Linked DNA regions of Homo sapiens: region 1 is linked to region 2. Evidence: chromatin loops called from intact Hi-C (ENCODE). Cell type or tissue: ovary. All regions are shown on one strand. Each heading gives the region's core, and the rest is flanking DNA. Links, peaks and the distances in the headings are about the cores only.

Region 1 (4,383 bases), core at 270-4,269, 49 kb after region 2:
GCCACCATGCCCAGCTGATTTTTATTTTAATGTAGAGATGAGGTCTTACTATGTTGCCAAGACTGGTCTTAAACTCCTGACCTCAATTCTCCTGCCTCAGCCTCCCAAAGTACTGGGATTACAGGCACGAGCCACCATGCTTGGCCTTGCTAAATATCTTTCAAGACACAGGACAGGCCCCCACGTCAATGAATTATCTTGTCCAAAATGTCAATGGCACTGAGGTTGAGAAACCCTGGTTTAGAGGGATGACTAGGAGGTTATGTTCAGAAGTTTCCCCCTTTGGGAAATACTTGCAAACATACGGGACCAGGCGGGGGCTGTGGGGGCAGTGGGGAGGGAGCACGTGGTGGCCCTGTGGAGCTGGTCTCATTGCCGGGACCGCTTCACTCTTCACTCCTCAAGCAAAGGCGAGGATGGATGAGAATGTCTGCTGCCTGTGAATGTCTTTCCACCCCCACCACCTCGATGAGGAAGAAACTTTAAACCGAAACAAGAGCCCTTGCGCTGAAAACTGGGTGGTGATCAATAGCCTGAAAGCAGGGATGGAAGTTTCTGGAAAGCCAGTCATTGCAGGGGTCATTTCCACCCCCCTTCAGGCAGTTCCTCTTGGGCACACACCCAACACAGGAGGCATTTCAGCCAAAAAAGGAGACATTTTCGGGAAGTTTCTGAGCAATTCAAACCTGGGGGTGTTTAAATGAAAACCATTTTGCAGCCTTCGCCTTGCCGAGTAAGCGCCCGAAGAAACAGCTCCACTTTCATGCCAGTTAAGCTGTGTGGCGACATGGAGCCAAAATCCTCATGCAGAGGCATTTACCCCCACCCCAGCCAGCCCCAGACCGCCCCCAACACTGGCTGGCGTCCTCACTGCTTCCCAAGTCAGCTCTGCCCAGGGTCGTGCCAAGGCAGCTGTGATGGGATGCGCTCAGCCAGAGCCGGTTGGGACAGGAGTGGTGCCAAGTGCTCCACGTGTGGCCACCCACCGTCCCCTGCATCCACCCTAGGAGGCACTGTGCCATTTTATTTTATTTTATTACTTTTTTTTTTTTTTTTTGAGACAGAGTATCGCTCTGTCCCCCAGGCTGGAGTGCAGTGGTGCGATCTCGGCTCACTGCAACCTCTGCCTCCTGGGTTCAAGCGATTCTGCTACCTCAGCCTCCAGAGCAGCTGGGATTATAGGCTGGAGTACAGTGGCACGATCTCGGCTCACTGCAACCTCCGGCTCCTGGGTTCAAGCGATTCTCCTACCTCAGCCTCTCGAGTAGCTGGGATTACAGGCGTCCGCCACATGCCTGGCTAATTTTTTTTGTATTTTTAGTAGAGATGAGGTTTCACCATGTTGGCCAGGCTGGTCTCGAACTCCTGACCTCAGGTGATCCACCTGCCTTGGCCTCCCAAAATGCTGGGATTACAGGCGTGAGCTACCAATGGAATCATTTTACACACACGGAAACTGAAGCTGTGAGAGTGTCTTGCCCAACGTCGTACATCTGGGATTGAAATCGATGTCTGTTGGCCAGGTGCAGTGGCTCATGCCTATAATCCCAGCACTTTGGGAGGTCGAGGCAGGCGGAACACCTGAGGTCAGGAGATCAAGACTAGCCTGGCCAACATGGTGAAACCCCATCTCTACTAAAAATAAATAAATAAATAAATAAATTAGCCAGGCATGGTGGCGGGCACCTGTAATTCCAGCTACTCAGGAGGCCGAGGCAGGAGAATCACTTGAACCCGGCAGGCGGAGGTTGCAGTGAGCTGAGATCACGCCATTGCACTCCAGTCTGGGCAACAAGAGTGAAATTCCGTCTAAAAAAAAAAAAGAAAGAAAAAAAAGGAAGAAATCGATGTCTGCTGGGAGGCCTGGCCAAGCCAAGGCTGCGAACCCCTCTTCACGGGGCCTCCTCCCTCTTCTACCTCGCTCCCAGGCTCAGCAGCGTAGGGGGCCTGTCACACGCTCAGTCCCAGCTCTCTGATCCCATGGGTGGGCGGGGTCAGGAGATGCCATGGTGGGAGGCCTCCAGCCTCACGTCACCTCTTCGTCCTAAAGGAAGCCCTCACCCCTGGGAGGGTGTGGGATAGCACCTTGCTGAAGGACACACCAAGCTGCTGTGAGGAGTTGAGTGTAGCTCAGTGCCAAGGACATAGTAATTGCTCAATAAATGTTCACTCCCCTTAACATGATTGCTTTTGTGCAGCCAGCTCTGTATGAGAAGACAAGGACCTTTCTCCATGATCCTTTCGTCCCTGTAGCCCAGCCTACAGCAGAAAGATGGGGCTGCACCCCTGCCGTGGGCTGAGGCTGGGAAGGAACGCGGACGGGGAGGAGGACCCAGGCAGCACCTCCCCGCGGACCAGAACTCGAACCCACAGCTCTGGACTTAGCCGGGGGCTCTGGCGCTCGCCTCCGCCTCCGAGCGGATGTGCCGGATATTTGTTGCCCTAAGTTCCTGAATCACCTCCTGAGAAATGCATTGTGGTGGGCGTGTGTGTTCCTCTGGGGACTCCGTGCTTGGGCTTAAAGCATTTAGGAAATCAATAAAATAAATACTCTCTAAGCCTCAGGCCACTGGCGTCAGGTCCCTGCCTTTTCACGGGGGCCCTCTCCTCCGGTCAGCAAACCCTGCGTCTGCACTCTCCAAGGAGGGCCGTGCCCAGAGTCTCTTTTTGTTCAGGAAAAGTTCTGCTTTTCCCTGAGACTGAAACAAAGCATGAAACCGCCTCCCTTTGACCAGGCTGTTTAGCTGCTTTTGTAGGGGGCCTGGATCCCAGAGGAGAGAAACGAGCTCAGATGGGGGAGGCCTGTCTCGCGCTGTCTCCTCCTTAAAACCAAAACGACATCGTCCCCGATTACATTACAGTGAAAAAATGACTGGTGCACGGTTTTCTGCCATTAAATTATTTCACACGTACCATTTAGTTGGCTGACTGGGGGCCAAAGGCATTTAAAAACTCTGCTCTCAGCCAAATGATCAAGTGTTCCCACCGCCCTCCCCTGTGCCTATGGTTTTTCTTATTCCGTGTAATTTAAGGGTCTAAATAGTCTGGAGGGAATTAACTGCAGATTCTTCCTAAGACAAATAAACTCAGCCTCTTCGTTCCTGCCTTTCTCAAGCTGTTGAGAGACACACTCTATTTGTTTTTGCTTCAAATAGTCAGTTTGCGCCTGACCCCCGGGCTGAGGTGAGCTCCAACCCAAATAAATAACTTTTATTAATTAGCATTTATTCTGAGCAAATAAGCAGCCCTCCTCACCACCCCCAACGTGATCTCTGCCAACAGGATCGCAAAAACAAACAACGGGTCCTTGGGACCTCGATGTGGATTTAACAAATTAACACTGGGCCTTCTCAGAGGAGCCTCGGAGCTGGAGAAATATTTACAGCCTGGAACGTCTTAGGCAAGAAGTGGAGGTGGGGTAGGGTGGAGAGGCCGTGGAGGCTTCGGTTTCCCCCTGAGATTTCTTGGTAGAGATTTGGGTTCCTTTGAAGGGCCCCTGGGAGAAGGGCTCAGACAGGAACTCTGAAACCACATCCTTAGCCACTGCCTGGCATCATCAGCAAGGACACAAGTGGCCCTGAGGGAGGCTTGAGGGAGGATTCTCACCTCCCCCAGTAAGGAATGGAAGGCAGTACCGCCTACTGGTTAAGGAGGTGGCCGGTCCGGGTCTGGCTCTCAGGCCGGTCCGCCTCACTAGCAGAGTGCCGTGGGTGAACCTTTAACCGCTCCCAGCCTCAAGAATCTCACCTGAGGCCGGGCGCCGTGGCTCATGCCTGTAATCCCAGCACTTTGGGAGGCCGAGGCGAGTGGAATGCCTGAGGTCAGGAGTTTGAGACCAGCCCGGCCAACATGGTGAAACCCCGGTCTCTACTAAAAGTACAAAAAAATTAACTGGGTGTGGTGGTGTGCACCTATAATCCCAGCTACTTGGGAGGCTGGGGCATGAGAATTGCTTAAACCCGGGAGGTGGAGGTTGCAGTGAGCCGAGATCATGTCACTGCACTCCAGCCTGGGCAACGAAGCAAGACTCTGTCTCAAAAAAAAAAAAAAAAAAAAAAAAGAGAATCTCACCTGAAAAATGGGAATAACAGGATCTACCTCATTTAACCCTCATAACAACCCAACACGGCTGGCTCCTAGTTCCATTTTACGTAGGAGGAAACTGAGGAACAGAGAGTTAAATGACATACTGATGCCACATGACCAGGAAAGACCAGAGCTGGGATTGGAACTCAGAGAGCAGCACACAGTCCGGGGTCTTAGCCACTTCCCCACACTGCTGCCTGAGTCACCTCGGCATGGGAAGCCAGCCCCAAGATCCTCGTGGTGCTGGGATTCTGGGGGTCTCCCTGGTGGCTTAACAGTGTATGGATCAACAAAAAG
Region 2 (4,383 bases), core at 174-4,173:
CATGAGAGGCCCTACCAAGCTGATTGTGTCTTCAGCTATCTCTGATGTTATGTTTGTGTGGGTTTTGATTAGGACGTGTCTTCCTTACTCGCCCTTTGTCGAGTCGTCCTGAGCTTGGAATCTGGGCCGGCTTCCTGCAGTCACACAGGGCCCTGCACGAAGAAGGAACCCCTAGGCTTGCTTTAATTTTTTCTGTCCCTGTCTTGAAATTCTCTTTTTTTTTTTTTTTTTTTTGAGACGGAGTCTCGCTCTGTCGCCCAGGCTGGAGTGCAGTGGCACGATCTCGGCTCACTGCAAGCTCCGCCTCCCAGGTTCACGCCATTCTCCTGCCTCAGCCTCCCGAGTAGCTGGAACTACGGGTCCCCGCTATCACGCCCGGCTAATTTTTTGTATTTTTTTTTTTTAGTAGAGACGGGGTTTCACCGTGTTAGCCAGGATGGTCTCGACCTCCTGACCTCGTGATCCGCCCGCCTCTGCCTCCCAAAGTGCTGGGATTACAGGCGTGAGCCTTAACAATTTTTGAACAAGGGGCTTTGCATTTTCATTTTGTACTGGACTTTACAAATGATGTGGCCAGACCTGCTTGGAGTCACAATTCTTCCTGTGCTAATAGCAGTGAGGGGGGTCCCAGCAAAGGATGGAGGCTCCCGGCAGTCTGAGCTGAGTCAGCAGCACATGGGATAAGGCCCCTCTAAGAGGGACCTTTACAAACTGCAACGAAGCAGTGGTTACAGGGGCTGGAAAACCTGACATCCAAGGATGAGCTCACGGGGCAGTGGTTGTTTCGCCTGGAAGACAAGATTTTGGGTGAACTGGGTGGTGTCCTCCAATTTCTGAAGGGCAGTGGAGAGGAAAAGGGAGAGAGGGAGTGTGTGTGTGTGTACGTGTGTGTGTTCTCTGTGGCCCTAAAAGGCAGATCCAGCTCACTATAAGGAAAGAATCTTGAAGAATTTTGAACAAGGAAAGTTGTGCAAGAAGGGAACAGCTGGCCTGAACTCAAACCTCAGCTCTCTCAGCTCTGCCTGGGGGTCAAGAGCATGGGCTCTGGCTGGAGCCAACTACATCTCTGTCCAGATCTGTTATTCTTAGGTAAGGTCATTCACTGGCTTGATCCTTTATCTCCCTCTGTAACATGGGCCTGATAATGCTCCACAGTACAGGGTGATGATGCTGGTATAAAATATAAAGCACCTAAAGGGTGTCTGGCCATTAGGAGGTGCCTAACAAATGACACCATTGTTTGCTGTTTTTTTTGTTTTTTTTTTGACAGAGTTTCACTCTTGTTACCCAGGCTGGAGTGCTATGACGAAATCTCGGCTCACTGCAACCTCCGCCTCCCAGGTTCAAGCGATTCTTCCGCCTCAGACTCCCAAGTGGCTGGGATTATAGGCACACGCCACCATGCCCAGCTAATTTTTGTATTTTTAGTAGAGATGGGGTTTCGCCATGTTAGCCAGGCTGGTCTTGAACTCCTGACCTCAGGCGATCCGCCTGCCTCGGCCTCCCAAAGTGCTGGGGTTACAGGCGTGAGCCACCACGCCCAGCCGTTTGCTGTTATTACTGTTACTATAATGAGTTCCTCGTGCCTGGGAAGGTTGCAGTTGAGATGGAACTCAGGAAGTTGCAGAGATGACCCTTGTATCAGAAGTAAAATAAGATGCACACATTTCCTCCTTGACAATTGCAGCATCTGGCATATTTGGATGATTAGCAAAAACCAGTCCGTCAGGCGTGATGACTCACGCCTGTAATCCCAGCACTTTGGGAGGCCAAGGGGGGCGGATCACTTGAGGTCAGGAGTTCAAGACCAGCCTGGCCAACATGGTGAAACCCCGTCCCTACTAAAAATACAAAAAAACAACTAGCCAGGCATGGTGGTGCACACCTGTAATCCCAGCTACTCAGGAGGCTGAGGCAGGAGAATTACTTGAACCTGAGCCAAGATCATGACACTGCACTCCAGCCTGCAGCCTGGGCAACAGAGCAAGACTCAAAAAACAACAACAAAAAAAAAAACAAAAAAAAAAAAACACAAACAAGTCATAAAGTGCTGTCCGAGTGACAAAGGCCCTCAGGGAAAGGGGTGGTGCTTCTTGTGGAATGGAGGTTGTTTTGGGGCTTGGAGGCTACTGAGAAAGTGGGAGTGGTTTGAAAACTCCAGCCAACTTCCCGGTAGCTAATCACTGGCTGAATCCAATCTGAGGAATGTGGAGCTCCCCACAGGGCTCCTAGGAAATGGGTCCCTGATGTGTCTGAGAGCTGCACACAGGAATTGCCCATCTCCTCTGCAGCCCGTGGGAAGCAGCATTTGTGGGCCGTGTGCGTGTGAGCATGAGACTGTATGTGCCTAGTTAATGCATGGGCAGCCAGGCATGGGAGGGTCTCGGCTCCCTCTGACTCCAGAGCCTCTGCTTTGAGCCACACTCAGGGTGACAGCAGCTTCCCTGGAAATGGCAGTGGTTTGTGCTGAGACAAACATTTCTCCTCTTCCTTCTCCCCCATCCGCCTCTCCTGTGAGTGGGGTCCAGTCCCGGAGCTTCAGCCAGGAAATGCTCCTTGTGTGTCCACAGCCCTGCACATCAGCAGTGGGATGAGAGGCCCAGAGTCCAAGGAGCAGCAGATGGGTTCCATCAGGGGCTGCTGGACTGTGGTCAGAACTCAGGCAGTCACAAGTGTGTTTGTCTCTCCAGAGACAGAAGGAGAGGGCGGCATCACAGTCAGCTCCAGGAATTCCCCTGCATTTAACGCACACGTTCAGGCCGTCTGTCTTTCCACAAATATTTACCAAGCACAGCTCTGGGCGCACACCATGCTAGGCACTGTAAATTCAGCCATAAACAAGACAGAAGCTCAGTTTCAGTTTTCTCTTACCATAAAACTAACCATCTTCAAGTGTGCAATTCCATGTCATTGGTACAGTCACAATATTTTGCAACCATCTTTACCATCCATTTCCAGAACATTTTCATCATCCCAGAAGAAAACTTTATACGCATGAAGCAGTCATTCCCATTTCCCCACCCCGCCTACCCGCTGGCAACCACAAATCTGCTTTCTCTCTCTATAGATTTGCCCATTCTGGACATTTTATATGCGTGGAATCATCATAAAACATGTGACTGCACACCTGTTGTCCCAGTTACTCCAGAGGCTGAGGCAGAAGAACCGCTTGAACCCAGGAGGTGGAGGTTGCAGTGAGCCGAGATGGCACCACTGCACTCTAGCCTGGGCAACTCTCCGTCTCAAAAAAAAAAAAAAAACCAAAAAAAAAAAAAGTGACCTTTTATGTCTGGCTTCTCTCCCTTCACATCATGTTTTCCAGGTTCATCCACGTCACAGCATGGGTCAGGATTTCATTTCTTTTTATGGCTGAGTAATATTCCATTGCGTGGATACCCTGTCTTTGCTTTCTTTTCTTTTTTTTTTTTTTTTGAGATGGCGTTTCATTCTTGTCACTCAGGCTGGAGTACAATGGTGTGATCTCGGCTCACTGTAACCTCCACCTCCTGGGTTCAAGTGATTCTCCTGCCTCAGCCTCCCGAGTAGCTGGAATTACAGGCACCCACCACCATGCCCGGCTAATTTTTTTGTATTTTTAGTAGAGATGGGGTTTCACCATGTTGGCCAGGCTGGTTTCGAACTCCTGACCTCGTGATCTGCCCGCCTCAACCTCCCAAAGTGCTGGGATTTCAGGCATGAGCCACTGCTTCCGGCCTGTTTATTTTTATTTATTTATTTATTTTGAGACAGGGTCTCGCTCTTTTACCCGGGCAGTGGCGGGATCACAGCATGGCTCACTGCAGCCTTGAACACCTGGGGTCAAGTGTAGCTGGGACTACAGGTGCGCACCATCATGGCCGGCTAATTTTTTTTTTTTTTTTTTTTGGTAGAGACAGGGTCTCACTGTGTTACCCAGGCTGGTCTCACACTTCTGCAGTCAAGGGACCCTCCCGCCCTGGCCTCCCAAAGTGTTGGAATGACAGGTGTGAGCCACCATGCCCGCCCTCCAGGCTTTTCTGACCACTGGAACTTTCTTATCACTGGAGCAGTCCCGCTTTTCCACATTTGTAAGAGGGGAAGAGCTCACTTTCAGTTTCCTGACTCAGGGAAGCATGAAGTTAGGGAATGGAGGGACCCTGAAATTGCACGTGGAAGGCTGAGTAGTAAAGTCAGCTGTCTCTTGAGAGCTTACCAGGTATCAGGTGCTATGGGCACGAGCCGACAGCCCCACAGCTAGAACAGGGCTGCCTGTGTGACGAGAACGTCCTCCACTACCAAAGGCCAGCTGTGGGGTCAGGATAAGGACAACCACTAACCCAGGACTCGGGCTCCATATCTCTAAAACGGGCCTCCTAGACATACCTCCCTGAAATCTGATGACCT

Evidence for each region. Hi-C counts contacts between places; a loop is a spot of excess contacts. Peaks named below come from ENCODE experiments on the same cell type or tissue, not always from the same donor. Only the 100,000 strongest peaks of a DNase experiment are listed, where the experiment ranks them.
Region 1: a loop joins it to region 2, with 5 times the contacts of the local background. A loop is called at or near these places in 1 of 110 quality-filtered maps.

The regions. Positions count from the first base shown.
Region 1 is chr9:129,711,077-129,715,459 of GRCh38, reverse strand. The region is part of intron 1 of PRRX2 (paired related homeobox 2); the gene reads right to left. PRRX2-AS1 (PRRX2 antisense RNA 1) reads left to right here. Exons shown (of 2, transcript NR_132102.1): 2 at 2,199-2,566. Among named protein-coding and RNA genes, the nearest start is that of PRRX2-AS1, 5.4 kb to the left of the region's middle. RefSeq lists an enhancer at 2,223-3,038. In ovary, for the core only: no CTCF peak of the experiment used is centred there; a DNase peak (open chromatin) is centred at 2,647; H3K27ac peaks cover 629 bases.
Region 2 is chr9:129,760,009-129,764,391 of GRCh38, reverse strand. No RefSeq gene overlaps it. Among named protein-coding and RNA genes, the nearest start is that of PTGES, 9.2 kb to the right of the region's middle. In ovary, for the core only: no CTCF peak of the experiment used is centred there; DNase peaks (open chromatin) are centred at 1,005, 1,353 and 2,599; H3K27ac peaks cover 2,416 bases.